Linked DNA regions of Mus musculus: region 1 is linked to region 2. Evidence: chromatin loops called from intact Hi-C (ENCODE). Cell type or tissue: heart. All regions are shown on one strand. Each heading gives the region's core, and the rest is flanking DNA. Links, peaks and the distances in the headings are about the cores only.

Region 1 (15,787 bases), core at 4,080-12,079, 540 kb after region 2:
GTGTGTGTGCGTGTGTGTGCGCGTGTGCGTGTGCGTGTGTGTGTGTGTGTGTGTGTGTGTGTGTGTGTGTGTGTGTGTGTGTGTGTGTAGGGGCCGGGGTTGGGAGAGGATGGGATCCATTTAGGTTTTCCAAATCCTGGGCTCCCATAGAACATTGGCTACAGAAGACACGTGCCTGTTGTTTCTCTATCCTTTCTTCCACACCATCAGCAATGCCAAAGACATCTGAGTCCATTCTAGACACTCCAAATCAAATGAGGTAGGGGATATAGCCAGCCCAGGCTCTAGGGACAGGAGTTGGGGTCAGAACTGGGCTAAGAAGAGGATCTGGGGGAGTTGAGAGCCAGAGAGACTGGGAAAAGGAAGAGCAGGGAGGGGAAGGTGGAGGAGGGGATGAACCAGTAGGGGCAAAGTTAGACTTGGGTGTGAGATGTTCAAACTTAGAATCTTTCTGGCCCCCTAGTCTCCCCCTCCATTGTCCAGCTGAAGGTGCACCAGAAGTAGGGGGTCAAACAAAGGGAATCTTCTGTCCTCTCCTTTCAGGCCAGGGTGGGATGGGGGGGGGGTAGGAATTTCCTCATCATGAGAAGCCGATGAGTGTCTGTGGCAAGTAGACAACTACAAACAGACTTTGGACCAGGCAGAGAAGGGCGGCCTTGATCACTTCAGCTCTGTTGTAATTTTGTCTTCGATGTGATTAGCTGGAAGAGTCAGCCCTACCAAGGATTTCCCTCCCTCCTCCTCTTCCAAAGGCACCATCCTTCCAGAGCAGGGCTGCTGCTCCTCCCCAGTCTGAAATTTCAAGGGCTAATGGTGTGTGTTCCTGCAGTAATTAGGGGCCATGCAGCAATCCAACACTCGTTAAACAAATATGCAAGTCATCCTCATGGGGGGGGGGAGGCTGAGGAAGGGGGCAGCTGGAACCCCTGCTGCTGGTGTCCTCGGCTAGGGGTGTGGCAGCTCTGTGACCCTCTGCTGAGGAGGCAGCCCTTAGTCTTCTTCACTCTTCCTTAAAATGAAGACACACAGGCAGAGAGCATGCATTGCATCTCGCATCTCGCCACCCACTGGACAAGCTGAGGAACCTGTGTCCCTGCTTGGAAAGTTGTCTAAGTCACTAGTGGCTCTAAGCTAAGATGAGCAGGATCTGGGTCCCCCACTCTGCACAGCAGGGCCATGGATATAAAGGCCATGGAGCCATCTTCCCCACCTCTTTCTTTTCGCCATTATAAATCAGCCATATAAATCATTCACATTGTTTAAGGTACATTGATCCATCTAATGGCTTGTAATAGGCTCCTAATTGTCATGTGCAGAAGCCTGCAGGCTCACAAGGGTCTCAATGCCAATTCAGTCTACCTTAAGCCCCAGGCTGGTCAGTACAAAACCCACAAGAAGCACCCTGCCACTCCAACCTCTGTGCCCAGAAGAGGGAGTATTGCTAAGGGTAGTTGTTACACACACACACACACACACACACACACACACACACACACACAGAGAGAGAGAGAGAGAGAGAGAGAGAGAGAGAGTTAACTTCCAAATCACCATTTCAGTGATAAGCAAAATCCAGCCTTCAATCTATTGATTATTGTGAACCAAAACACATTTTGTCAATCTCAGAACCCTTCTGGATTTAAAGCCTCTGTCTGCATTTATATTTACAGTAAAAAAAAAAAAAAAAAAAAAAAAAAAAAAAAAAAAAAAAAAAACTTGTTAGTCACAAACCAATATGCTCTTGGTCGCATCTTTTTGTTTTCTTTCATTATTTTTATTTATTTATTTTAACAATAATGATAAGGAGTCTCTTGAAGGGACTTGTTAAAGAAAGGGACAGAGGAGCTTTTTCCAGGACAGCTCTGAGTTCTACTTCTCAAAGTTGGAGTGTTTCCCTCCTCTGAGCCTTGGATGAAGGAGGAAAGAGCTGGAAGTTGGAAATCTCTCAAGCTGTCTAAGAAGTGGTTAAACTGAAGAAACTGATGGGCAATATATGTGTATCATTTGGGTAGCTCTTCTCTTAAAAAGAGAAAGCTGATACTGACTCTGGCTGGTCATCTTGCTTAGGTCTGGGACTCCTCCACAGTGTCTGGTGAGGGAGGACAGTACAGCTCCAAGCCAAACAGCCCCCCCCCCCCCCGCCGTGGTTTCCTAGTGATGCAGTAAACAGACCTATGATGCTTGTTGAATAATCTGCCAATAATTGCAGTCATTAAAATCATCACAGTCTCCAGTTGCCTTCCTTCCTTTGACATACCAGTGTCTCCTTTAATTGTTAATGCATTTTTGGCTCAGATAAACAGAGCAGGGCAAGCTTAGAATATAAGGTCCAGCCACATCTAGCAGCACACAGTTGGCTGTACAGCAAAGGCATGAACTGTCTCCATAGACCAGGGCTTTTCAGTTTCTCCTGGAGACCTTCAAGAGGTTAGACTGCATTGCGCCTCTAAATAGGAGTGCCACCTTTGAGGTAGGGTATAATTTTTTAAAAAGATGAAAATCTCATTGGCCTATTGATTCTTCTTGACTTTTTTATTTGTAAGGGTTTATAAAATGAGGATTAAATAAAAGCGCCACAGAAATCATGGGAGAGTCTTTCAGTTTTCAATTAATTTTCTTGATCTATTTGAACTCAGGGCTGGTGCTTTTAAAGACATAAATACATGTTCACTATAAAAGATTCCCATCTAATCAAAGGCTGGGTTTCAGTTTTCAGTCACACTGACAAACTCCAACTGCGGAAAGGATTCACCATACTCAACAGGCGCTAAAGGCTGCACTGGGCTTCCTTGCCCAGAGCTCCAGGCAGGCAGCAACCAGCATTCAGGCAGCATTTTTTTTTTTTTTAAACTGAAGTTATTATGTTTCTTCCCCAACTCCCACTCGGTGCTGACCTGATAATCACTGCTCTGGTGTAGATCATGCAAATGAAAAGCATAATTAATTGCACAAATGATTCAAAACGGGAGCCTCTGTGGCTTAGCAAATAAATAAATAAATAAATAAATAGAGACAGGTGGGAGGACAGGTCAGACAAATGCTTTAATAGGTCCCCCCTCCCGCCCCCAGCCCCCGCTCCGAATCCTAGTTCTAGTGGCCCAGCCTTCCGCTGCAACCAGCGTCACCAATTTTGAGAACTGTTCGCTTCCTCCCAGCCCAACGCCTCCCCTCCTGCCCATATCTTGAGTCTACACCTTACCCCACCTCAGTGTGGTAGGTCCGCTGCTAACTCCCGAGGAGAATGGGTAGCTAGGGTCTGGAGTACAGTTTACTCAGCTACGGAGGAAGGGGTTCAGAAAATAACTGGTCTTGAGGATCACCACGCAGCTTCGTGCATCAGCGAGAAAGCATTTCATCTGGGTATGCTCAGGAACAGGGATGAGTACTCAAGATGAAATTGTTTCCCCGAGCTTTGCCTCTGAAACACTACAAACTTGAACAGTTGCTCAGCTCACATCAGAGCCCTTCGGAGAGGCAAGATGGGAGGAACAATATTTGCTCAAAGCCAGTGAACTCTTCCCTTTAATTACTCTATTCTTTATTGGGCTTCTTATAGATTTTTTTTTTTTTTTTGCAAAACATCATGTTGATTTAACCATAGTGTATTTACGATGTAAATATATGCCAAGATGAAAACGTCACGGATCAATTGTAAAGGACCCGGATACATAATTTTAAAAAATCAGTTTCAGTGTATATGAGGTTCTCACCCCACTTTCTCTGCTCAGTCAGATTTGTTTATGCAGAATCGACATTTAATAGTGCTAATTGCACTCCAGTTAAATTGCCCTGATTGCAGAAAGGGAAGCAATTTTCGTGCTCTCTGTCTGGGTTTGGAAGAAATTGTTTTATATTCACCTCTTTATAAAGAAGTGGAGATAAGGCACCGGGGCCTTTGCACAAATTGCACTTAGGGGCTGACTGGCACCATTCAGGCGCTATAATAGAGCATTATTTGGCCGTTTTGAATAATGTAAAGCGTTTGCTGAAAGCTATTCTCCTGAAAATTGCTTTAACTTTTAAAAGGGTGATGATTCACTCCAAACCAGGCCTTTGTTACATTGTCATTATTTCCCCAAATGTTTTAACAGTCAGCTCAACACTTTAGCATAACACATTGATCTTTGTTTAAAAACTAGATTTTTTAGAAGATGAAAAAAATCTGTCAGACGGAAGGGGAAAAAAACTGGAACCCCCCCCCCAAGATTTTCTTTGAGCCCCACCTTAGAGTTGAAACGGGCAGGATTGTTGAATTGTCTGTATTCCTTTGGAAGACTTCCCTAACTTTTATTGTGATGAGGACGCGTGTGTCTAGGAATATGCGAAAGCCCACGTCCAGAGTCTGACAGCTGGAACTGCGTGGAAAACAGCGGGAGGGGGAGGGGACTGCTGCAGGAGGAGGAGGAGGAGGAGGAGGAGGAGGAGGAGGAGGAGGAGGAGGAGGAGGAGGAGGAGGAGGAGGAGGAGGAATCCGGGTGCCTCGAGCCCGAGACGCCTGTGAGAACTGTTTAAATGGTGGGCTTAAAAATGTTACCAGTGCCAAGTGGCTTTTCGGGTTGTCTTATTTATGACTTGGTCAGGTTTCCTTAAGAAGAGGGTGGGTTGGGGAGGAGAAGTCGTGGGGAACCCCTCTGCACTTCTCCTCCCCGGGCTGCCCAGGGTGAATCGGAAACGCCTCGCTGCCACTTAACAATCCCTCTATTAGTAAATCGACGCGAGGACCCTACGGGAAGCCGAGGGCCAGCCTCCCCTTCCAGGGCAGAAATCACCTGTTGGGAACAGCTCCTGGGTCCCCCCTGCTGGGCTTTCTGGCTTGGTCCTGCAGCCTGGTAACCCGCCCCCTTCCACCGCGTTGTCTTTCTTTACGCCCCCCCCCCCCTTAGATTTTTATCTCAGTCACCTAGGACGCAGAGCTTCCTTCCTAGCTGATCAGCTCATCCCTCTCTTTTCTCCTTTTCCGCCATCATTTTCCTCCTTTTCTTTTGTCACCTTAAAGTTTTCTTTTAAAGGCATTCTGAGCAAAAATAGTCTAGGGAAAGGCGACGTCCACATAAGCTCTCCCCATTCACGAAGAGCCGGTGCGTGCAGGCCTGGTCTTCCACCTTAAGGTGAGAGAGAAGTCTTGCGGTGGACTTACTTTTGGGCCTAGAGATCTTGCAAATGAACTCAACCTGGAAAAACAACTTCACATCCTCCTGACTTGTCGTTCCCCCGACAAATTGTCTTTTGCACCCGATCATTTAGGGTTGGGAGTTATTATTTTAAAAAGCAGGATGTGGTTTGGAGGGGGGACGTGCTTACACGTTTAAGTATCCAGACCTGCCTGAGGGCGCTGGTATTTCTAGTTCAAAAGCTGCCTCTGGCTACCCTGGAAAAGACAAAAGTAATGCCCAGAAACAGGAAACCCTCCAGCGGCGGCGCCTTGCGATGCGTGAGGACACCTCTTTTTACACCAAGGTCCAGAGAGGCTTTGAAGATGCTTCCAGCTTGCAGAAGGCGGAGGCGCCCACGTGTGGCCTGGCTTTCGCAGACTCTCTCGGTGAAGGCTCCGGAGAGGTCCTCCAAAGGCTGTGTCAGCAGGGTGCCTGATGAAGATGAGCCTTCCTTTGGAGTCCCTTGGCCCTGAAGACGGAGTTTCTAGGCCCTAGCAGTCTGCAGTGGAGATAGTTTGAATCTGAAGCAAGAAAAATGACTCTATAAACATCCCCTAAAACTCGACTTCAACCTGAAATCCGACATGCAAATCTCCACCGGGTTAAACAAACAGCGGTGCAAGCTGCAGCTTCGGCGGGGGTGGCGGTGGGGGGGCGGACGCCGCTCGCGCCGGTCTCCGTTTCCAAAGTTGTTACAATGTGAAAATAAGCGGCTTCGTGCAGAGTGTTGTATGGGCTGATGCTTCCCACCCCCACGCCAGCCCCCAGAAAAACCTGGCAGATAATCAGCACGTCCCACTGTTTAGTCATATTTGACAACTGGGTTAACCTGGTATCTAGGCGCTGGCGAAGCCATACAAAGGGTGCCCTCAATTACCACCAGGAGCTTCTGGTGTGATAGGCACTTGTATTACCCCCTGGGTCAGAGGCCAGAGCGACAATTAGGAAGTCACTTAGACCGCTGGAGGGAAATGGCGGGATGCAGCAGGCTCTGGGCTCTCCTAACAAGTCTGTGGGTGTAGACCTGCCTGGAGAGGCCCAGCTGTCCTTTGCGCCCTCTGCTCAATAGGACTCTGAGTATAAAAAGAGTACGGTGGGAGCAGGAATCTGGGAAAACGACCACGACAAGGATAAATCCATCGCAAGAGTGATGGCTACAAGTTCAAGTTCTTCGCAGCAACAACGTGTACACACAAAGTGAACGCAGACCATTTCTGCTTGTGCCCTAGGCCGGGGTGTCCCTCTCCTGCTTCTTTCCCACAAGTGGAGAGTGAAGACTGTCAGCCCTACGTAGCAAGGTGGCCAGGGTGGTGGGAGTGGTGGGGGCCTGCGGCTTGGTCTCAACAGTACTTAAACCTGGCTTGGTACGTGAGTGTGTGTAAATTTTTAATTGCACTGTAATTTCTTCTGTCCCTAGCCCGCCCCCCTCCCACCCACGCCCGCAGACTTGACTGGCACGCGCCAGGAGCCCGGGCTCGGGCCCCTCGGAGCGTCTGATTGGCTGCGGGGCAGCTCCCGTCTGCTCTGCCTGCGCCCTCATTGGGCGAGAGGCGCAGCCAGCGGCACTTCAAAGCGGGTGCTCCTCGCACTTAGGCTGAGTTTTGCCGGCGGGAGCCCAGAGTCCGCTCGGCGCGAGCGCGGGACGCGGGAGCCGCGCGGGACCTGAATCGTGATTCCCAGCAGCCGCCAGGCTTAACACCGCTCCGGGCCTCGCCGCGCAGCCCAAAACCTGCTATGGCCACGTCTATACTTGGGGTAAGTGAAAAAGACTCGCTGCAAAGGCTTTGCTCATTTTTGTTTGTTTTGTTTTTGTGTTGTTGGTGGTGGTTTTTTGTTTTTGTTTTGTTTTCTTATGGCTTCTCTGGGCCAGAATCTCTCAAGAAACTGTTGCTATACCACAGCTCTGGTTTCCTTTTAGCATTTTCTACATTTCTGGAACCGATCTTTTCAAGTTATTGGAACCTGGGACCTTTTGCCTTTGCAAGAAAAGAATGTCTTAAGCAAGTTCCCTTTTAACTGGTTTTTGAGGCAAAGCCGAATGTTTCTTTTCTTCCCTTCTTGATTTTAACATCACTCCCCCACTCCCAACCCCACCCCCCGCCACTTGGTTTGGGGGTTGTTGCATTACATTACAGTGTTTTCTGGAAAGTCTTGTTTTGCAGGCCACGAAGTTACATTAATAAACACTTACATTAGCGTGGCTCCCCAGTTTGCCCTTGACTTTGAAAGCCGCTTATACTTGGATTCTTTTTGTAATCGTGTGCGTTGTGTAAATATCAAAACTACGTTTCTGAACTATAAAAGAAAATAGCCAAGTCGTAGCCACTCATTCGAGGAATGTTCTAAGAGTTTCTTCCAGCACTGGGTGGCTGTTTTGGCCACCACCCCCCGCCCTCACCCGTTATTTCTTGTGTGTGTTTACCTTCGTGCTACACCCGGAAGGGCGACTTGGGAGCTTCTGGGAGATGAGCGGGCTTATGGCGTCAACCCAAGTCTGATTCTAGACAAGGGTGGCAGCGAACGAAGTGGCGAAAACCGAGGCATTTCTGATCTATAGTCTCACTGAGGAACAACTTTCCTACTCGCTCGTGGTCGCCTCTGTCCTGCGCGGGGCGCGGCGCGTCCCCCGCCAGCGTGCGGGGAGGAGGCGCGAGCCGGGGTGCCAGGGCCCTCCGGGATCTGCGCGGGGGGAACGAGGCTGCTCACCGGTGCACTTTGTGTCTTCCCCCACTTCTCCCTGCCCTCCTCCTCCTCCTCCTCGCTCCCTCCTTCACCCCACCCACTCTAGGAAGAGCCACGCTTCGGAACGACCCCGTTGGCCATGCTGGCGGCGACCTGCAACAAGATCGGCAACACGAGCCCCCTGACGACCCTGCCCGAGTCCAGCGCCTTCGCCAAAGGCGGCTTCCACCCCTGGAAGCGCTCCTCGTCCAGCTGCAACCTCGGCTCCAGTCTCTCCGGCTTCGCTGTGGCCACGGGCGGCCGCGGCTCGGGCAGCCTGGCGGGTGGCTCGGGAGCCGCCAACAGCGCCTTCTGCCTGGCCTCCACGTCCCCCACGTCGTCCGCCTTCAGCAGCGACTATGGCGGCCTTTTCTCCAACTCGGCGGCGGCGGCGGCCGCGGCGGCCGGCGTGTCCCCGCAGGAGGCGGGCGGCCAGTCGGCCTTCATCTCCAAGGTGCACACGACGGCGGCCGACGGTCTGTACCCGCGCGTGGGCATGGCGCACCCGTACGAGTCGTGGTACAAGTCGGGCTTCCACTCGACCCTAGCGGCGGGCGAGGTGACCAACGGCGCGGCGTCATCGTGGTGGGACGTGCACAGCAGCCCTGGGTCCTGGCTGGAGGTGCAGAACCCCGCCGGGGGGCTGCAGAGCTCGCTGCACTCGGGCGCCCCCCAGGCCTCGCTGCACTCTCAGCTGGGCACCTACAACCCCGACTTCAGCTCGCTCACGCACTCGGCCTTCAGCTCCACCGGCCTCGGCTCGTCGGCCGCCGCCGCTTCGCACCTGCTCTCCACCAGCCAGCACCTGCTGGCCCAGGACGGCTTCAAGCCGGTGCTGCCCTCTTACTCGGACTCCAGCGCAGCGGTGGCCGCGGCGGCCGCCAGCGCTATGATTTCGGGCGCAGCGGCGGCCGCCGCCGGGGGCAGCTCGGCGCGCTCCGCCCGTCGCTACTCGGGCCGCGCCACCTGCGACTGCCCCAACTGCCAGGAGGCCGAGCGGCTGGGTCCGGCCGGGGCGAGCCTACGCCGCAAGGGGCTGCACAGCTGTCACATCCCGGGCTGTGGCAAGGTGTACGGCAAGACGTCGCACCTGAAGGCGCACCTGCGCTGGCACACGGGCGAGCGGCCCTTCGTGTGCAACTGGCTCTTCTGCGGCAAGCGCTTCACGCGCTCGGACGAGCTGCAGCGGCACCTGCGGACTCACACGGGCGAGAAGCGCTTCGCCTGCCCTGTGTGCAACAAGCGTTTCATGCGCAGCGACCACCTGAGCAAACACATTAAGACGCACAACGGGGGCGGCGGGGGCAAAAAGGGCAGCGACAGTGACACGGACGCCAGCAACCTGGAGACACCCCGTTCCGAGTCCCCGGACCTCATCCTGCACGATTCCGGCGTCAGTGCAGCCCGGGCGGCTGCGGCGGCGGCAGCGGCGGCGGCGGCAGCGGCAGCGGCGGCTTCGGCGGGAGGCAAGGAAGCTGCGACCGGTCCCAACGACTCCTAGAGGTTGGCGGAGAGGCGCGAGCGAGCAAGTAGAGACACCCAGAGCGAGCGAGCGAGAGGTTCGGAGGGCGAGCGAGTGGGCGCACGGGAGGGCAGGGGCTCCAGAGAAGCCCCCGGAGCCCAGGCTGGGAGCGAGGTGGAGCAGCGCGGAACCCCGGGCGGTGGCTTGCTGGCGGCGCCGGAGTTGCCCTCAACCCGTTGCGCCCAGATGAGAATCGATCTCGAGGTCCAGAAACAAAAGCGAGCCATCCTCCGACATAAGTGCAGGTTCAAAACTACACACACACACACACACACACACACACACACACACCACCCCGGAGTCCCACAAACGCAAGAACGCACACTCCCGCGCGCGCACTCACAGGCACCCACTCGAACAAACTTCTCCAGAGAAGAGCAATACACAGAAATGTCCCCTCCCCCCACTGCCCACTCCCCCCACCATCCTCTGTCCTTTTCTCAAAAACAAAAAACAAAAACTAGCTACCACTCAGCAAAGGACTGTCAGAACTTTCGAATGAAAACAAACGAGACCTATAAAAACAGACCCTTTGTGTGGATTATATTATATATAAAATCTCCAAGTCCTGCTTGATGTCTACTTACAATGAGACTTTTTTTTTTTTTTCTAAAAAAAGGAAGCATCAAAAAAGGCTTAAGGTGAGATATTCAACTGGAAGTCTAGCAACAGTTTCTCTGTATTTCATAACATCTGTATAAATAGGGTTCAAAGGATTGTGTTCTCTTTTATTTTCTTGTAAATGTTCATTCGAATAGTTTTTTTGTGAATTCCTGAAATTCAGGGAGTTTCTTTTTAATTTTCTGATGCACTTTGTGAAAGTCAGTATATATGTAAAAGATATTTAAAATGTTGAGTTACCATTTCACTCAAACACGTAAGTTAAGGTCATCTAAAGAAATTAAATGCGTTTATCTGTATGAAGAGAATCTTGACATCATATTTTCATTTTGGTGTTATTAAAGGACTCTAAACAACACTCCTCCTTTAAAAAAATATCCTGTTTCCCCCTCAATAATCTTTAATGTGGAATCAACTATTTTTTTTTGTTGGGAAACAAATTCCCTTAATGTTAGTTGTAGGCAATGAAGTTTATGTGGGTTGCAAAAGCCATAGCACACATACATTTTTTTGAGAAGTCAAAATTATTTATTTGTATATCAACAGCAAAAATTAAATCGGGTTATAAGAATGTGTAGTTGTATTACTTAATGGGAGGGCTTGCAAAAGGTGACATTTTAAATCTTTGGATCGCCTTTTTAAAAAGCCAGGGCTTTTGACAGTTTTAACTGGGGAGATACCTACCCATCTCCCGGAGGGTTCAGAAAAAATTGGTGGGTTTGTTTTTTAAAACTGATTTTAAAACAATCTGTGGGGGAAAAAATCTTTCTAGGAAAAAAATATCTTTTAGTTTCCAAGGCTCTCTACGTTGGGAGGCATCTCTGGGGAATAAATCGCTAGAGTCAATACCCCGGAAAAGACATTTCATGCCTAAATGAAAATCTTGTTAAATGTTATTAATTTTGACTTAGAGCACACAGCAGCCCCCTGTGCCTTGTATTCCCTTATTAGGGATTCATGTCTTATCAAATATCTAATTAATCTCCTAGACATCATTTGTTCTGGCCAACTTTATCTCAGCTGGTCCACAGGGAAAACTCCAAATATTCTCTGTGACAAAGCTCCCTTGAAGATCTTTTTAATTGTCTAAATTAACTGCACCAAATTTGCATGTCAAACGGTAAAGGGCAACCTGAGATAAAATGTAAACGTTTTAAAAGCCCCAAACTAAGCACTTGATTTGATAACTAGGCTTTTTAATGTTATGGAAGACAACTGCTCCTTTCCTTTTCAAAGACGGCTGATCTATGCAAATAGTGAATTGGAAATGCCTAGGTCCCCTCGCCGTCAAATGGCCCTCGCAGGTTATTTGAATATCAGTGGCTGCTTCTGAAAAGGTTCAAGGATGCTCTCTGCCTTCTTTGTGATTACGCAGTGCGGCGTCTTATTCTGAAGAAAAAAAACTCAGGAATAATTAAAGGCTGGGATCAGGCCTGGGAACACATTTGGGACAGGAATCTCATTTAGACAGTCTCTTTCAAAATAAGGCACAGTTAAATTGACCAGAAGGCAATTATTGAAATGAAAATTATTTTCACTCTCTTTGTCTTCTGACCACCAACTTAACAGCCCCAGTTTAAAAGAGGGAGAAGGGAGAGAATGACGAAAGGAAAATTGGTAAATGAGACAATTTCTCAATTCGAAAAAAAATGTTAGTTTGGAAAAAGAAAGTACATATTTACAGAATAAAAATATTTCTAAAAGACTTCTCACACAATAGAAACTGCAAGGGGAGTCAGCAGCTATAAATTTCCCCCTCTTTTTTTGATTACTGGCCTTGGAAACTTGAGTGAAGATTTTGATTCTTTGGAAAGAATAAATTATTGGTATTAACAGTCAACAAAAACTGCTCTGAAGAGCCAAATAGCAAGGCAACGAGAAACAGCAGGAAGGTTCCCAGCGGGGAGTCTGCAGCGTGAGGTTCAGTGGCTTCTTCCTCTTTTCTCGGAGCTCTTCTTCCTCTAGTTTTCCTTCTCTTCGGTCATTTTCTCTCCCGGCTCATCCATTTCTGCCTGGGACGCCCCGCACCCCCAGCCCCAAAGCGTCTTCGAGTTTGGGTCTGGTCTTAAGGAGAAGCTGTGGCAGAGTACGCTCATCCTGGGGGTTTGAGGCAGAGGCTCTGAGGTCTATAGGGCGTCCCGTGCGTCTAGGGTCTGCAGGCTGGAGGTGCGGAGGTGAGTGCGAGCTGGGGGTTCCTGAGGAATGAGGGCGCCGGGACGTCGGTCCCAGGCAGCTTTGTTTCTTGTTGATAATAAAGGCAGATCAAAGGGCCTGGCTGTGCAGGTCTCGCTCCCGGAGGGGCTCCCTCCGCAGGCCAGTGATCAAGGCCTCTGCGCGCTGTCTCTGCCCCGCGGGTCAGCCAACGTCCATCACCGCGGCTCCGGTGAACCGCGGGCGGCAGCCCAGACCTCAGTGTCCAGTCAGACATCTTGGGCTCCAAGCTGAGCCAAGAGGGACCCGGTCCCGCGCTCTTGTCGGAAACCCACCAGGGGAAACATCCCTGCCCCACTTCCCACCAGCTCTAGGCATCCCGGGGAGACCTTGAGACTCAGTAGGTGGTGACCGACTGAAGACGAACAAATGGAAGAGAGCGTGCACGGGAGGCGAGGTCCATGAGCTAGGATACCAGCTGGGTCCCCAGGTGGGGTGCGGCTGCGCCTCCCCAGGGCCACCTCTGCATTCCCGCGGCTTGGGCCTAACTGGGTCCCGGGTAGAGTAGATGGGGAGGCCACGCTGCGAATGAAGACTGCCGCCTGGAAGTGGATTTTGTGAAGCCAGGGCTGAGACCAGGGTCCTGGAGTCCCGCCCCCGCCGGGGTGAGGGGAAATGCAATTTCGTTTCAGTGAGTTTCCAGGGATTTCTTGTTTCCAACTTCCACGCAGTAGATGAACCAAGACCAAGTTTGCTGGGCCTGCGCCTATCCCGGCTCAATTCACACCCTCCCCAGTATTTTTCTTTCTTGGCATAATTTACCCCCAGTCTTTGGAGGACCCACCGGGTCCTACCTGATGAAGAAAAAGGAGTAGATTTTTTTTTTTCCTTTCCTCAAGGACGTTTGAAAACATTTGGATGAGATTAGATTGTGCACCTGAACCGCGTGTCTGGACATTCCGTCAAATCGTCACCAGTCGTGTAAAATTGAATTTCTTTTTATTCACATGGAAACTTTATTTATTTTAACTCTAATCTTATTTGCATCTATTATCTGTATTCACCAAGGCTCTCTTCCACTACAAAAATGCAGATGAAGTAAATCTCACATAAATCCCGCCCATTTGTGTAATTGGTATACTAAGTGTTTATTTTAAGTGAGAATAATTTAGCTACAAATTTTCTTAAGGAATAACATTCTTAACACATTAAAAAAAACTGAAAACTCTGATTTGCTTTTATGTTTGACAGTAGCTCTTGATTCCCCCAAGAGGCGCACGGCGAGTGCGGCTCTCTGGCGCCATCTAGAGCTCCTGCATAGGAGTCCGCGCTGTCGGCCTGGTGCTTGGCTTTTAGCGCTTGGAGACCTGCTTCTGTCGAGAACTCTGGCAGCCAAGGAATCAGGCAAAGAAAAGCGAGGTTTAGTGTTTTAGCTGGGGACAAGCCCCGTTTTGAGGGGACATTGCCTAGCAATGGCTCCAAAGGAAGGGGATTATTTCTGAAACACACTTACTGAAAAATCCAAGCAAAACAGACTACCACCTCGCTTGGCCCTGGACCCAGCTTTCTTTCATTGTCTCATTTAGCATTCTTTCCTAGGCGATTTCAGGGTCTTCCAGCACTCCTAAATGAGAAAGCTGAGCGTTGTCGGTAGCGGCAGCGACGTGCACCCTGGGTAGAGATCCCGCGGTGGGCACAGCTTGCCTCGCACACTTCACCCAGCGTCCTAGGGTCCAGGGCTGCGGGACCATCGGGTCTGCCTGGACTACCCAGGACGGGCGTGAACGCAGTTTACCACCAGGTCACCAAGACCTCCTCAGCTTCCCAGAACCCCTAACACAGAAGAGAAAGCCAGAGTCTCACAGCTATGACCAGCCTGGACCCACCGAGCACCTCAACAGACCTCTGCAGGGTTTCCGTGCAATGGGAGGCGACCACTGCTCAAGTGGGGCGCAGCGGGCATGGGGCAGCTCGACGGGGCCCCAGAGGGCGACCAGGAGCCCCCAGAGCCCTCGCCCCAGGCCCTCCCGACGGGTGCGCACCCCCTCCCAGAACAGACCCACCCCTTTTGTCCTTGCCTTTTCGAAACCCAAATCTGAAATGAGATAACAGTTGGGGGCGTTGGCCAATTTTCTCTTCTCTGTGCATCGCCCTGCCTCCCGCCGCCCCCTTCCCTCCTCTTCCTAGTCCACTACCCCTCCCCCATCCACTAGCTTTAGAGGGCTTGTAGGGACTTTCTCCCCTCCCCCTTCAGCAGTTATTGTTTTTTAATTTAAAAAGCGACACCTTCCAACCCCGGCGCCCGCCCGAGGAGGAAAGAAACGCAGTCTCCCGAAGCTGTAAGAAAAGAGATGAGGCTCTGGGGTGCCCGGCTCCCCAAACTCAAGCCAGGGAAATGCAGCGCGCTTCTGGGAACTCAACAGCCACCTTTGTAGCGGGTACTCGGCTGGGTTTGTATTTGCTGTTTTAATACAAACCCCGCCGCACTGCCTATTTCAGAGATGTGCTAATTACTACTTGGATAGCAGGGCGCAAAGTCCTTGTCCATTTCCCAGTACAAAGTAGGTTGCTAGAAAATTTGAAATTGCCTTTCAGCCTAAAGCTGCCTTACCTGAATGTCATAATTACAGTAATTATGTACATCCAAATTACATGCTAATTAAATTAGAATCAAATCGTTCTAAATCGAAATCAAATGAGGTAGTGAAGAATTAATCAATGACAACATAAATAGAGCGCTTCCTTCAGAGATATTTATTGTAACGATCCAAGGAGGAATTTGATCTGAAAAAGTCACCTGTTTATTTACTTTCAAATTAGTAATCAGTTATTATCCCTTCTCCATAATTTTAACCGTTCAGTGCTATTTACCCCCCACCCTTTCCAGACGCTGGAGTTTATAGAAATATGTATGAGGTAAATACATACAGACTTGCCTCCCCATATATTATTGGTATAAATATGTACGGTGTTTGGAACTCTTAAGATTTCTAAATGTCCGTGGGGACACATTCCTCCAGAGTCAGTTAGTTGGCCAGGATCCGGGAAAGCTTAACGTTTGAGCTGTAGGTTTTCCCAGACGGTAGCCTTCTTTCTCTTTGGAAATTCACTGTGGATTTTGCATTGTTTCGCAGGCATCTTGCCACTTCAGGGGCGATTCATTGATGAAAGAAATGCAGGGATAGGGTGAGACTCCCTCAGTCCGCTTTCTTTTTGTCAATTGCTAAGAGAGTTGGCATTTTCTTCTTTTGCGTCAGGAGCTAGAGATTAGCATTGGCTTCCCTAAGCGCGGTCTTCACCTGTGGAGCCCTAGGGAGCAGAAAAATTCTCTTGCCTTTCAAGGCAAGGCGGGCGAGTGCGTCCTGCGACCCGCGCAGGGGACACACGAGGGAAGCCGGGCAAGCTTCAGTAGGGACAGGGAGGCAAGGTCCAGGCCCTCGGGGGCGCCGCAGCCTCTCGGAGGGGCCTGGGAGTGTCTTCTGGTTGGGTTTGGGCCACCGCGGGCCAGCGCCAGGGGACCCATGCAAAAAGCTAAGCTGACACTGTTTTGAAAGGCTTGTGGACGGAACATGGACGGTTGTGCGCCCCCAAATTCCCAGCTTCTCTCTGTGTGCTGTGTCCC
Region 2 (15,787 bases), core at 3,861-11,860:
CCGCCTAAACCCATTTTTGAAATGGCTCAATGCTGTTAATGATTGATTACTATCTGAGAGCCATGTACTTCTCTAATTGCTTTATGTCACGTTAGAAGCCATATGAGTCACAACAGTTTAGTCTCCAAGTGCTGAAAGACATAGTCAGTTCTAAGCTTTAAAAGTTTAAGATGCTAAGCCTGGTATGGTAGCATAAGCCCTTAATCCCAGCACTTGGGAGGCAGAGACAGGCTGATCTCAAATTCAAAGTCAGCTTGATATACACATCAAGTTCCGTGCCAGCCAGGGTTACCTGGTAAGACCCTGTCTCAGATAGATAGATAGATAGATAGATAGATAGATAGATAGATAGATAGATAGATAGATAGATAGATCTAGAATGCTATTGAATTCTCATTGGTTGGATCTTTAAAGTTTTTCTTTAAAAAAAAGTTTAAGATGTTGAATTCACATGTGATCCAATTGGCAAACACATTCGTAGTGACTTGAAGTAATGTTAAATCTCAGACATAAACCCCTAAACATGCATACCACGCACACATCAGTAGATACTCATATCATAAACACCACAGCAGATATTGCATTGCTCTAAGTAAAGTATACAAAAATATCCGATTCTATTGGCGTTTGGAGTAAACACTCACACACATTCTTCTACAGATGACAGAGGGTACATTGATATTCTCCCCTTTTCTGGTACTTGCTGTGGTACAAAACAAGGCCTTTCCTGTTTATTTGATAGCCAGTTCCTCACTGGTTGAGTTACGTCTGCCAAGAGCTCAGGAGAGAATTCTGGCGCACATATCTCCTCATCCTTTCCTGAGTGGACAGGGAAGACGAATGCCATTCGAGAGTGGCTTCCATGCACTTCTCTGACATAACCCACTGTCTCCTCTTAGTCATTTGTGAGGCAAAATTAACCCTCAGGAGTGCAGAACCGATCCACACAGCCAGAGGGTTAGCAAGCCTGAGCACCTGGTGGTATGCCCAGACCTGAGGACTGTGCACAGTTCTGATTGCTTTTCTGTTGTTCACAAGTTGATTTAACACTCCGTCAAAGTGTTCTTTTCTCCTGTGCCCATTTTCCATGGGAGAGAACTGAGGAAGACAGAGCTTAAGAGACGTGGCCTAAGATTTGAAGCTTGGGAACCTCAGCTGGTTTCAGAGCCTGAGTGTGTCTTGTTGTTGTTGTTGTAATTTTAATTTCCTTCACCAAAAAGCATCCGGCATGGAAGTCAATTTGAAAGGACTCTCACTAACAAAAACGGAAAAAGAAAAATCTATCATCGAAGAAATTACATCACAGCCAGGTATGGTGTGTGCAGCTCAGACCTGTAATCCTAACACTCAAGAAGCTGAGGCAGGAGGATTGTCAAGAGTACAAAACCAGCCTGAGTTATAAAACATGGCAAATTCCAGGCTTCTGCATCAAAGCCAATGATAGTAAAGTATTATAAATCCCTGAATGGAGCTGAGTTCTATCATCCCATTTGAGAGGAAGGAAAAAGAGGGAGGGAGGGAGGAAGGGAGGGAGGGAGGGAGGAAGGGAGGGAGGGAGGGAGGGAGGGAGGATTGGTTAGTGATTTGTTGTGTGGGACTGTTCTTTGTTACATTAGATCAAATATAAAGGAATGAGAGGGGCAGGAAAGCTGTTGTTTGCTAACTACCACAGCAGTAATTGTTAGAGGTAAAAGTTCATAAAAGTACTGGGTAAAAGTTTGAGGAATGGCAATGTATTTCCACACATGAAGGTATCCTGCCAAGATACTTACTCATTACAAAAAGAAAGTCGTACATTTACACCAGAGAAGCTGGCAATTAGCACCTTAATCAAAAGCTCGAGGTTAACATCCGCAGTAATGGACACAGGAGGTTATGTGCCTCCTGTTTTAACTTGCTGCACTTTCTGCTGTTTTCTTGCTAAAATTTTATAGCTTGAATCTAATCACAAGGAAACTCTAGACAACCCCAAAGGAAGGGACATAATATTAAGTTGCCTGTAGTCTTAAAAAAACATGTAACATTGTTATGAATGAACAGTGACTGTTTCAGATTAAGACAGACTAGCAAGACACGGCAGTGAATGTTGTAAGTGCTCCAAAAATAATATCCTTCTCCTCCTCCTCCTCCTCCTCCTCCTCCTCCTCCTCCTCCTCCTCCTCCTCCTCCTCCTCCTTCTCCTCCTCCCCCTCCTTCTTCCTCCTTCTTCTCCTTCTTCTTCTTCCTGCTAAAAAAGCATTGCTGAGATCAAATGGCAAACCCTAAGCAAGCTAATAGATGAAATAATAGCATTTTATCAATTCAAATTTCCCAACTTTGATGGGAAATTATGCTGTGGCTTTGTAGGAGAATGTTCTATTCAGGAAACACACTGAAGCATTTAGGAGCAAAGGAATATTGACTTTTTAATTTATTTTCAGTCCATTTAGAAAAAAGTTGTACATACACAGAGAAATTATAAGTATGTATGTATGTGTGTATGTATGTATTTATACAGAAAGAGAATATACGAAAGCAAATGTACAACTTTTAATATTTGGGAGGTCTGGACAAGGTGGATATGTATATATCCTTAGTATAATTCTTTTAATTTTTCTGTAATATAAAATTGTGTGAAATAATCTTTTATATATCTGAAAAGAAGAAGGTATCAGCATAAAAATTCAGAGCCTCTGCACCTGGGATTCCTTCTGGCCAAGTGATCAAAAATCTAATTCAAATTGGCCAGGCAAAATACACACACACACAAAAATATTATTGGTCCATGTTCTCTGAGGGTAGAGATGACCTAAGACATAGCTGAGTCTAGCTCAGTGCCATTGTGTCTTGGTTCTTTTCCTCTTATCCCATCCCCCACTGGGTTGGCTTTATTCTCTGTGCCTATCTGGAGGTGCCTGGAAGTTCTAGGCTTAGTATTCTGGGTTTAGATCTAGTTGGAAACACAAAGACCCCTCTTCCTAGTGCAGCAGATGTCTTCCTTCTGTGGTACGTTCCATCAGCTTCCATACACCTGCCTCCTGATACATTTGATGCTCAGCACTTCTGGTTTAGCTAAGCTGAATGAAAAGCTCCCCTCTGGAGCCAAAGTCAGCCGGATACTCACATAGGTAGAAGTGACTCACGTATGGAAACTAGAGGTACCCACACCAGATTCTGGGAATACAAACACAAGACACCCATAGATTCTAAACTATTGAGAACAGTGTAACTTGTCCTTCTAAACTCATGGCTTAAAACAACTATCTTCTCTTTGTGCACAACTATGATTTAGGCAAGATTTAGCAGGAGCAGTTCACCATTGCTCCACATGGTGGCAGCTGAGTGGCTTGATCACAAGGACTCCTGGGTTCATTTCCAAGATGGCTGCTTCCCAGGAACGACAAATGGATGCTGAACTATCAGCTGAGGATTCTTCTCCACGGGTATCTCTTGGGCTCCCTCAAAGAGACAAAACAGGATTCCAAGAGACAGAAAGGGATGATGTCACACATCTGAGATGTAAGGGGTTAAATCCCATATTCTGAGGAGGAAAGCCCCAAAAAGACTCAAAGGGGCAATGAAATGACTTTGCCTCTCCAGGCAGAATGACAAAGAATGTCCATCTGTCTTTAATCCATTCTCTCTTTTCTATTGTTCATTTCTCTCTTGTTCTATTGTTTTTAACAAAGCTTGAGTCCAGATGTGTATTTCTTTACCAGAAGTGGTGGCAAGACAGGTGCAAACCTGTGAAAATGGCATTTAGTGCTAGGAAGTGGTTCAGAGATGATGTCTTCTGTAGGGACAGAAGTTATTCAGTTATGGTGCAACCATATGAAAATTTTATGACACAAATTTTCCAGTAGAAGCTAAAAATTTGGCATTTTGAATTAAACCTAAGTTATTGGCTCATCTTTTAAAATAACTTTTCTTCATTTGTTTATTTTATATGTGGTAGGAAGTCAAATGTTACAGAGTGTGTGTGGAGGTCTCAGGCCATCACCTGACAGCCAGCTCACTCCTTCCACTTTGTGGGACCCAGGAATTGGACTCAGGTCGTTAGGCTTGGCAGTAGGTGGCTTTACCTTCTGAGTCATCTTGCTGGAGCTGGCTAATCTTTTAAAAAACAATGTGAGACCAAGCAAAGCACCCTGAGGCAAACTCAGGTACTGGACCACCAACCTATGACTGGAGGTATTTGCTGTCACTACTTTAAAAAAGATTCATAAAATCATTGTAATTTCCTAAGATAATATCTCAGAAGACGATTAGGTTAAGAAACCCACGAGGTATGAGAGCATGGATTAATTCTTATTTTAGGGATAGTCCCAGCATTGCCTGTAGATTAAAAGTAGCCTTCAAACAAAACCATGAACTACAGCAATTGTGTCGAAGTGTTAAACTGGCGAGTGATTTATTGCAAGGCAACAGATAACTGGACCACAATCTTGACATGACTCTTTGAGAATCAAACTTCTCATCCCATGAAATTATATCTGCTATTAGCACTATTTCCAGTTCACTGTCTCTGTTATTCACATTGCTATGATGATCTGAGGATCATTTTCTAAACAATGGTATGTCTGAAATTTAGAAAGATTTTTTTTTCTAGCCCCAATTTTCTATTGTAACAATGAAAACATTATAATAGCTATAAGAAATCAGCATAAGAATTACCCAAAGTGTTACTCTCTTGTTTCTCTTCTTTCAGTAGCATGGCCTTCCAAACAGCCTACTTAATGAAAGGGGAAACACACCTTCAAGACTGTTGCTTTAAAACCAAAAATCCCACCATTAGGTTTTACCGATGAAGACTCAGGAACAAAATGGTGTGGTGAAAGCCTGCTAGCTCAGAGAGGCAGAGAAAGCATCCAGCTGACCTTCCTACTCTACAGATGTCTCAGAAGGAAAGTGTTCCTTCTCCTCTCCACGCTGTCTAAAATCCCCTTCAACTCAAAGACCCTCTTCTCTGTTGACTTACGTTCACTCCCTGTAGGCTGGTTACTTGCTCTGCCTCTTGACCTAGGGTTGACTTTATTTGGTTTTGTTTACAGAAAGCTCTTAGGCTAAAGGTGTGTGCTAGGGCTGAGCCACACCACAACTACTTGTTTACAAAAACAGAAAGCTAGTGGATAAAAGGAAGTGCTAAGGCTGAGCTACACCACAGTGGGGGTTTTCCACTTTACAATCTTGGGGTTCACAATGTGTTCAAATGCCATGCTACATAAGATGAAAAACAGGTAAGTTATCTCATCTAGGAGGACTTGGAAATTGCTAATCATAAGTACTCAAAATAATCTTATTAGTACAATTATAAGCTAAAGGTGCAATTTAAAAAATAAAATAAACAGCAGGGCATACTAGCCCACACCTGTAATCCCAGCACTCAGAAAGAGAGGCAGGTGGAGCTCTGTGACTTGGAGCCCAATATGAGTTGGGCTATATACATATTGATTCTAGAACAGCCAGGACTACATAGTAAGACCCAATCTAAACCAACCATCCAATCAACCAACCAACAAATGGTCCCAGTTTAGCATCACACAGGATAAAGAATTTTAATGTCTACTTTGAGGGCTGCGTGCTGGAGTTGTCATGTATGATACATAAAAGCAAATCATGAATTTTCAAGCATACCATATAATTTTAGAATGACATGTTCATGTTTTCTGTTTTGCTTATCTGTTTGGAAAGTAAGGGACACAAATCATTTAAGGAAGGAAAAATAGATGTTAATGGTATTAGGCTGGCGGGGAACATATGAAGTTCTGAGCAAATATGTATTATTGACTATATCAAAGACCCCAATGCCTCAAACCCATGGGAAAGACGAAGCCTTGCCTAGGTCAGCTCAGGGAAATAACAAAGCCTTCTCCTAGTCCCTGTGCAGATGTTGACAGTGCATTCAAGAAGTTATCATCCACAATTTATCCCTACAGCATAAGTGGAAGCCGAAACCACTTCCCCACATAGACTTTCTCCTGCTGAGATTAGCTAAACCTGCCTTCTCCATGCAGATGTATAAAATAAACACACTGTGTTTCCAGGCATCGGTGAATCTCTGTCGGAGTGCATGGTCCAGCCAACCCCAGCCTTTCTGTACAAATGTCGGTATGTCCTGTCTTCATTCCCTAATTGCCCCAGTCTGATTAACCCCAAAACTGTGCAAGGCAGAGCACTGGGCCCTTTCCCTACTCCATTTTTAAAGAAACAAAGAAATACTATACCGTACTATAGAGGAGGAAATAAGATTTCAGAAATGAAAGGGTAAGCTATTAAGCTCTTAGTACTTTGAAAAATTCCTGTGAACTGGCAAGATGCTCAGTGGGCAAATTGCTTGCCACACAAGCTTAAGGACTTGAGCCCAGATCCCCAGCACCCACGTGAAAGCTGCGTGAGGTGGTGTGCTTCGACATCCCCAGTCCTGGGAAGGAAGAAATGCTGCGTGGATCTCTAGAACTCACTGGCCAATGAGCCTAGCTGCATCTAAGAGTTCCAAGTTCAACAAGACAGCCTGTCTCAAAAACTAAGGTGGAGAATAGCTGAGGAAGTCACTTGATGGCTTTCCCATACATGCATGCACTGTGCACCTACCTGTGCACACGCCCACACGAACATGTACATGCGTACATACAGAACACACACAAATGAGCAAAATTTGCTTTTGATAGCCAGGCTATCAATGGGAAAGCCTTGGGTTGATGAGGTTTGATCTTGATCCTGCTGGACAAACAGAACCTGGGGAAGTCAAGAGCCAAGCAGGAGGCTGGGGGCCTCCACTTCCCACCCCTACACCTGGCTCTTAGCAACAGAGACCCGCTGTAAAAAAGGGGGACTTGGTCTCACCAGTCATTTCAAATTCCTGCATTGTCAAAGCACTGTTCAGCTTCTGCAAGCACTCACTTTGCACTAATTATATTGGCCATTTTCACTTTTTTTTTTTTAGCCTCGTGTAAAGCTAATGGATTTTAACAGGGGAGCAGGCAGAGACCTTGGTCCTGTCAATCATGGGAATGGCAGGATTGACATGAAGGCTCAGACTCCAAGAAACTGTTCATCCCTGGTCTCTGTAGCTCATTTTCAACACCCTTGGCTTTAAAAACCAAACCTGAAATATGTGGGTCTCACACTACGAGCAAAAGTCCACACATAGCCAAGGAAGGCGGCAGATGCCGTAGCCGAACACTGGGTATCAGCACCTGTGGAAAGCTTAGAGCATCCTTCACTTGGTAAGGAGGCAGAAAGTGAGGAGAGGCGACTAGACATCTGGGTTGGAAGCTTCCGGCTCCTCTTTGAAGACAGCAATTCAGTGTTCTTTGCCTGTTGCCAATTTGAGGACAAAAAGTCTTAAAGGAGCGTACACTGAGAATTACCCATAGCCATGCTATTCCTGGAAGTCAGGTTCTCACTGAAAACCTCCAAGGGCTGAGCTGAAGAAGCCCTGTTCAATTACATCCAATAATCATACGTAGCTTGAAAGGGAAAGCAGACAGAGAATGAGCAAGCGCTCCCTGGAGGGACAAGTCAGGACAAAGGAAAGATGAACGCCTACAGCAGTGGAGTCCCTGATGTATTTTGGTCAAGTCAGGGTGCCCAGGCTAGACTGGAGGGGTCCTCAATGGGGTCTAGAGTGGCCTCACAGGGGTGTTTTGAACTTGAATGAGGGTGCTTTTGATTGCTAAAATAATTAGAGGAGGCAGTTACTACACGCCTTTAGTGGTCAAGGTCCTGGGCCTTGCACATCCTCCCATGTGCAGACATTCTCAAATGACAGCTGATTCTTCCTTTGTTATACAGTAGTTTCTTCCAAATTGAAACATTCCCTCCAGGAGGGAGGGGAAGGCTCATGAGACTCTGAGGTAAACAAAGGGGGAATAGAAACGTGGAAGATTCTGGAATGCCTGTCCCTGGCTTTATAAAAGGAATAAATAATTGCTGGGGGAGGAAGGACGCTGACCAGCCAAGCTGCAGTGAGAGGTTCTCAGACTGTAAGCTGTGCAGAGAGCTCCAGGCATTCATGAGCTGTCATCTGTGTTGGGGTGGGACTTTTGGTGACGTGACTACTTCTGAGTCATCCCTACTTGTGCTGGCTTGTTTCATGTCAACTTGACACAAGCTAAAGCAATCTGAAAGGAGGAAACCTCAATTGAGAAAATGCCTCCACAAGATCCCTCTGTAGGGCATTTTCTTAATTAGTGATTGATGGGGAATGGTCCAACTCACTGTGGGTGGGGCCACCCCTGGGCTAGTGGTCCTGGGTTCTAGAAGAAAGCAGACTAAGCAAGCCATGGAGAGCAAGCCGGTAAGCAGCAGTCCTCCCATGCCCTCTGCATCAGCCCCTGCCTCCAGGTTTCTGCCCTGTTTTCCTTCAATGATAAACCGCATTGTGAAATGTAAGCCAGATAAGTCCTTTTCTCCCCAAGCCACTTTGATCGTGGTATTTCATCATAACAGCAGAAATCTTAACTAAGACATTGTTCCTTTAAGTAACCCACATCTGTACTCTTGTTAATAACTCCATTGTTACTTCATTGGACATTGTGGAATTGTGACTTTGGTCTATCATGGATTACCTTTCTGGGGTGAGTAGACATGTGTGCTGTATCTCCTCAGGAAAATCTCAGATAATATCTGTTCACATCCTTGACATTCAAATGATCAAATTCATTTATCACCTTCATGTGTCATTCACACACATTCGTGTATCTAAGTGAATGCCATTTTTATACTTTGAGCCTTGAATCTTCCTCCATGTTACCTATAAGCATAGCTTTATGTTTTGAATTTTCCAGTTGGCTGGAGAAAGAGTATGCTCTTTCTCTGCTTTGAGACTTTCACCAAGAGTTGTCACTGTTCCAGAATGTAAGTCCATGGCAGGAGAGGCTCTCTTGTCATGTTGCCTTAGGTACCTGGTACACTGATGTGACTGTCCTGAGTCAGCTTAGCTCCATAACTGTCACAGAGAGAATGATTATAAAAAAGACCTTCTACAGTTACACATAAGCACTTGCACAAGAAAAATGGTGATTTTCTTCCATGTGACTTTTTTCTCTTCACTTCATAATTGGTCAATATGTGATCTTTCAGTTTAGAATGGAGTTCCATTCATGTGAATGGAATTTTGGGTGTGTACAGAGAGTTTACAAAATGTTTTGGGTGGGGTATGAGTCAGCTTTCTGTAACTGTAACAATTACCTGAGATACAGAGGGAAAAAGTCTCTCATAGTCTGAGTTTTGGACATGTCTATCCATAGCTGATAGAGTGGAGGATTTGGGCCTGTGGTGGGGCAGCATGATATGACATGAACACAGGGGTGTAGAGAGAGCAGAGACGGAAGATGTTTGGGTCCCCCCCAGTCCTCTTCAGCACAACTTCAGTAACCCAAGGAGTTTCTACAAGGCCCACCTTAAAGGCTTCACCACCTCCCAGGAGTCCAACAGGCTGGGCCCTGACCTCTAACACAAGGGCTTGTGGGGCGTATACTATAGTAGATGGTAGGGTGCAGGCCCTGGGGCCAAGGGAACCTACTGTATTGAGCTGGAGCATCTAGGAGTTCGCAATCCCCACTGTCTAATGCGAGCGGCTGTCTCCCGCCACCTCTTCTCAGTAAAATGCTGGTCCCAAAAGGACAGAGAGTACTGGGGTCAGTTACCATCCATAGATCAAAGGTGACGAAAAGGGTTCCGGAGTGTCGCAACCCACACAGCAGCCACCCTGCCCAGGTATCAGGACACACACCCTCCAAACCGAGCTCCCTGGGCTTTGAGGAAACAGCAATGGCAGTGCTCACTTTCCCTCATCCTTTTGCCCAGAAGCAGATCTCAAAACCTAGAAAGATCACGTGATGCTCTTCTTCCAGATTCTCTTATTACACAAGTCACAAGTCTCTCATTCCCAGGGGACCACTGACCTCTGCGCCCACACAGATAGATCCCATAAAATAAATAAATAAATAGTATGAGAAAGATATAAAAATAACCCTTTCCACCTAGTCCCTAAATTGCTTAGAATGAAGATATGTTGTGTGAATGCCCATACAAAACAGTGTGAATGGGTGACACTAGGGTATGTAACAGTGTGGAAGGAGATTTTATATATTCAACATAATTTACTCAAGTCCTTTCTAGCTGTCTTAGTACCTTCTATAGGGCGCAGCCTGGTTTATCTTGGAGCTGAGATCTGATAATACCCTGATTTAAGATTGTCTTTAATACGAGTCAGACTTTCGGACACTTGCCAGACATTTAGACTCTCCAATTCTGAATCAGGAACTTTGTCAAAATAAGAAAATACCCAAAATTTAAAGACCTCATACCTGGAATGACACATTCAGGGGGAAAAAAAGATTTGACTAATGTGTGGCCTTCCTACACATATGTAGCATATGTGCAGCTTGGTCTTCACGTGGGTCCCAAACAACTGGAACAGGGGCTATCCTACAAGCTACTGCCTGTATGTGGGGTACATTCTTCTAACTGGGCTGCCTTGTTTAGCCTCCATAGGAGAGGAAGCACCTAGCCTTGCAGAGACTTGAAGTGCCAGGGAAGGGAGATACCCAGGGGGGCCCCACTTGCTCAGAGGAGAAAAGAAGTGGGGGATGGGACAAGGATTGTGAGAGAGGATGGTGGGGAAGGGGGTCAGTCAGAGGGATGCAAAATGAGTAAGTAAAAAAATAAAATAAAATTTTAAAAATGTGGGGCACAGACTACACTTCAATGATGCTGTAAAATCACCATTTCCCAGAAGAATATAAAGCACACCGAGCATGCCCTGTGAGCAATGAGGCAGCACACAGATGTCCATACACAGACTGCGTGCTGTAATGTGAACCTCTACCTTTGCCAACTGTCTCTGAGAGCCAACCACTTACAGCACCACCACCCAGCACAAACAGTGTCTGGACTCAGTCTGAGTGAGGTATTAGAAAGACATAATCTTTGAAATGGGAGACTATTAATTCCTTGTTATGATGCGTCTATGGTTCAGATACCAAGATGAAGTCTTCTTGCCATAATTACACTAGAAAATGAAAGAATACAGACACCGGAGAGCCAGGCTGAGGTTAGGAAACAGTTGACTGAACCCAGCCCCAAATGAAGCAAAGCCCACTATGGGTGAGCTCACAAAGGTGGCACTATATTTTATTTGCATAGCATGTTAAATGGCAGTCAGGCAAGAGGAGGTTTGGGAACTTTTTTTTATTATTATTATTTTTTTTATGATTAGGTAGTAGTCTTTAACATGCTCTCACATACCAGGAAAAGCATGATCACAGAACTATGGAATGTGTATGTGCTTGAGAAAGAAAACTCAAGTGAAACAGACACACTCAGCCCTACCCTGCAGGCATGGGACTGTAAACTAAAGTCAGATGCACAGCGATCTACTGTACTTGGAAGCCTGCTGGTAAAGGCAGGCCCAGGAAACCCCTCCAGTTACAAGCTCCAGTGCCTGAGGGTGCCCCCGATTCCACGGTGAGTTTATGGTGGTAGCAGAGGAAGAAAACAATCAGAGAAAGAAATACAAGGCAGAGGAAGAAATAATAAGAGTGTTTCGCTCCACCAGTCTCCTTATGAGACATGGACTGCAGTTTTCAATGCCAGATATCACAAGCAAGTAGAGGCTATGGGGAGAAGCAAAGAGACCTGGTCCAGTTACTATCTGTCATCCTGGGTGTTAATGCCAAGTACACAGACTTCTGCATATGTTGTCGCTCTATTGCTGCCCGTCCCAGCCCCGTAACTCATATTATCATGCAACTATCAGCCCCTCATCTACAGAAGGTACTGAGACTCCAAGTGGCTAAGTGTCTTACCCAGGATCGCGTTGAATGTCGATGGTCTGAGCCAGAGTCTGCACCCTTAACTAAGTAGCTCACCTATCTCCCACTCACTTAACCAAGCCCTTGATGTTACCTAAACAATAATGTTGCCTTATTCTCTGGGTCTTTGTCTATGGTGTCCAAGGCATCTCAACAACAAATTCCCAAGGAACTAGAGGAGCCAGAAATTTCCATCTCAAGCTAAAGAGGGGATATCCATAAACCCTTTTGAGGTTTCTTCTAACCCAAGCATTTTCTTTACCAACCAGTACAGCTAAAGACTCCTAGCCCAAGTCATAACTCTTCCCCCTTGTGATTCTGCTTAGGTAACAGGTCACAGTAGGAAGCCAAATACAGATGGAAACGGTGGTGTGTTACACTTTCAGGAAGGTGGAATAAAAGCAACCATAGAGTGGAGCAAGCTGACTCGCCGTCCTGGGAGGAGCCAAGCTGACCCAGTCCCCAGCTCCCCCAGGTCGCTCTTACTTACCAAAGGAATGCAGAGGTTTCTTTTCCTGTGTTTTCTTACCTCACACAGGAAATTCTCCTGCCTCAGCTTCTCAAGTGATAGGATTTGAGGTGTGCACCAATAAGTCTGCTTTTGATTGGACAGATATAGTTAGGCCCATTATTCATATAGACCTCAACTCTGAACACATTAAAGCTGCTCTCTGGAGAGAACTGATCTGGAGTGTTACATCCGCCACCCTGGAGAGAGTTCTAAACTGCATCGACACCTCATCAAGGAATACAACATTAAACCACTTAAAAGCCATTCTCTTGCCAGGCACAGCGGCACACACTCACAGTCCCAGCATTCAGGGAGGTTGAGGCAGAAAGAGGCTCAAGTCTGAGCTAGCCTGGGCCACAGAGTAAGACCTTGGCTCAAACTAACAGCAACAGTAATAAGGCTCTCATCTGTTCTATACTTTTAAAGGTTAAACTAAAACATAAATAAATAAACAAATAAATGTATGAATTTGCCTGTGAGTATCTAAGAGCACTACATGCATGCCAAGTACCCAAGGAGGCCAAATGAGGCTACTTGATGCCTTAGAACTAGGACTACAGACCATGTGAGTATTGGAACCCAACCTGGGACCTCTTCAAGGACAACACATCTATATCATTACATAATATCATGAGTATAGTATAGAGCATAATACTGATAAATATAATAGGTGTATGCTGTATGACTTATCTGTGTGGTTATGTATTCTGTGTGTTCTCTTGTCATCCCATCTCACTATGCAGACCAACATGAACACAGCTGGCAACATTGTTTCTCCTTCTTGAGTTCCACTAAGATGTCTTGGCTCTCTCTGAGAAAGGTGGCTTGCCAATGACCAAAAGGCCTCATGTTGCTGCAATTGCTGGGAAAGACACTAATGCTAAAGGATTTCACTATGGATGACGTGTGGGCCACACTTACCATTGAGGACCTCAGTAATAACAGAGGGAAGGTACCAGTGGTGTTTTAGATTGAGGCATCTGCTTCGAATTATTGTAATTATTTTGGTTTTCTTGCCTTTCAGCGTCCAGGCCTAAGATTGCAAAGCCTGGAGTCGGTGTACTTATGACTGACAGATCATCCTTCATCCTAAGGTAAATCCTGAAAGCCATTTTCATCAAGCTGCACGAGGAGAGCAAAGTGAACCAGCATGTTCCAGCGTACGCGGAGATGGAGGAACGCCCACAGAAGGGAAAACTTAGCTCACTCGGTAGAGAGAGATAAAGCTACGTGTGGCCGTGCAGTGTGGCCGGGATATTCACAGGCTGCAACACAAAGGTCGCACTGGAGAAGGAAGGGTGAAGGGACCAGCGAGGAAGGACAGGAGAGAGGATGTGCAGAGCCACAGACCCCAAAGCCTCAGGGCCAGGCAGTGAGCCACAGGGGGTGCCAGACGCTGCAAATGCCTGTGAGTGCAGACGTGTTCACAGACACATCTGGATGTGTCTCAAAGAAAAAACATGAAGGAGAGAGGAGAAAGACTTGCAGATGTAGCGTGAGTGACCCTAACGGTGATGGTGAACAGGTAGATTTTCTGTTACTATATCCCTTATTCCTTTAAACTTTTCAATTTTTCCATTAAAAAAAGTAAAAGAAAATGCTTTAAATGCATACACAAGCAGATGCATAGGGCTGCCATTTTAAGCCTCTGTAACTGAAAACATAGACATGCACACACATCAAAATGGCTGCCATATTTTGTATCCGATCACAAGAGGAAGACAAATAGTAAGCTCATGACTGTGATTAATAAGGAAGTCCCAAAGCCAATAGGATCATGAGGCATGATAGCTTCCATTTTTATAGATCAAGCACTGCTTGGTACAACACATTTAGCTTCTCATACATACCCACATACACCAATGCACACATCTGCACACTCAGCATCACCCCAGTGTTGAGATGCTTTGGAAAGTGAGCGACTCCTTAAGAGCCAGCCAGCCTTTCATGGTGAGCCTGGCCAGACAGTTCACTGGATTCCTGGGTGTCGAGATGAACATGTAGTCACTGCCATATTCCTAGACTACAGTAGCAACGGTTAAAGTATCTGTTAGGCTGATTAACCAAACAGCCTTTACACCTTAGAAACTTCATCCCGATGGATCATAGAAAGTCTGCATAGAAAATGAGCAAAGGGGAACTGTTGGGATAATTGAAAAAAAAACCACAAAAACCTTTAATGAAAAAGAATGTAATGGGCAATACAAAAATAATTATGAGATTGGCAAGATGGCTCAGGGGGTAAAGGCACAGGCTACCAAGTCTGACGGCCTGAGTTTGATCCCTAGCACCCTGTAGTAGAAAGAGAAAGCTGACTTTTCCGAGTTTTTGGAATGTCACATGTGTGTCCTGGCACATTCAAGCAAGTACACACACACACACACACACACACACACACACACACACACACACACACAGAGAGAGAGAGAGAGAGAGAGAGAGAGAGAGAGAGAGAGACTGAGACAGAGAGGGAGAGAGAGACAGAGAGAGGGAAAGATAGACACAGACAGAGAGTGTGTAAAATAACATTTTAAAATTATCTCCCCAAATAGATATAAAGATGGTAGTTTCACAGACAGACAGACACAAACATGACTCTAAACATGTTTAGCACATTAGCATCTTCTAGACCTGACTTTGAAGCTACTCGAGTACATTCCAGGCCACATTCCCCACGGATGCCACATTGGCTGGGACTGGAATCACAATCCATTCCAGAGACTATGCTAGAGACCCAGATGTGTTGGCTACTCCCTTCATCCAAGAGTCTCCTGGAGCGTTTGGAGACCTGCCTCTGTAGCATGACCCAGCAACATGGGACGGAAAGTTCCTGAGTGGATACTGTCATAATCAGGCAGGCACTGGAAGTTGGCAGGTGAGGGCTGCTAGGTACCCGTACTATGCAGGCAGCACGTCTGACTAGTGAGGGCTGCCATCCAATGCAACTAAGCTGCCAAGCCAGGTTCCTTCCACATAAGACAGGCAGGGTACAGGAGAGAGCCTGACTCAGCAAGTAACACCTAAGCAGGATCCAGTGCAGAGGATCACAGCCAGCAGCACTCCTTTGCCCGAGTCCCACCTTCTCTGACCTGCCCTCGCTGGCTCTGGACTCCTAGAAAGTGATGAAACTTTCCAGAGCCAGAGCGCGCGCGCACACACACACACACACACACACACACACCCTCCCTGCCTCCACGCCAGAGTCATTTCCCAGTGACTGTGAATCAGTAGAAACACTCGCCTTTCCTGGCTCAGCCTGACTTAGAGACATCACAAGTGACAGAGTAATTCAGTTGTGACAGGAGCACCGCCAGGGGACACACTTGTCAACGGGCCCATCTGTCTACTGTCACTCTCTATCCCCTCAAAAGCGTACGGGGTTGCCCCTCTGCTGGGAATGTTACGGGCAGAATTACGCTCACTCATCCCACTCCAGATGTGGCGCTGCATCGGCTGTTTGCTTTAGAGTGGGGGCGGG

Evidence for each region. Peaks named below come from ENCODE experiments on the same cell type or tissue, not always from the same donor. Only the 100,000 strongest peaks of a DNase experiment are listed, where the experiment ranks them.
Region 1: it touches region 2 in a loop (3-fold over the local background); 15 of 42 quality-filtered maps call a loop at or near these places.

The regions. Positions count from the first base shown.
Region 1 is chr2:73,265,187-73,280,973 of GRCm38, forward strand. Sp9 (trans-acting transcription factor 9) reads left to right here and starts at 6,740. Exons shown (of 2, transcript NM_001005343.2): 1 at 6,740-6,905; 2 at 7,939-10,585. The coding sequence starts at 6,885. The coding sequence ends at 9,372. In heart, for the core only: no CTCF peak of the experiment used is centred there; DNase peaks (open chromatin) are centred at 6,765 and 7,805; H3K4me3 peaks cover 5,221 bases; H3K27ac peaks cover 1,700 bases; H3K27me3 peaks cover 6,095 bases.
Region 2 is chr2:72,725,581-72,741,367 of GRCm38, forward strand. It overlaps 8430437L04Rik (RIKEN cDNA 8430437L04 gene), which reads left to right. Exons shown (of 7, transcript NR_040503.1): 6 at 1,221-1,310; 7 at 3,272-3,888. It overlaps Gm30257 (a long non-coding RNA gene), which reads left to right and starts at 8,241. Exons shown (of 5, transcript XR_374639.3): 1 at 8,241-8,278; 2 at 13,334-13,403. In heart, for the core only: no CTCF peak of the experiment used is centred there; no DNase peak of the experiment used is centred there.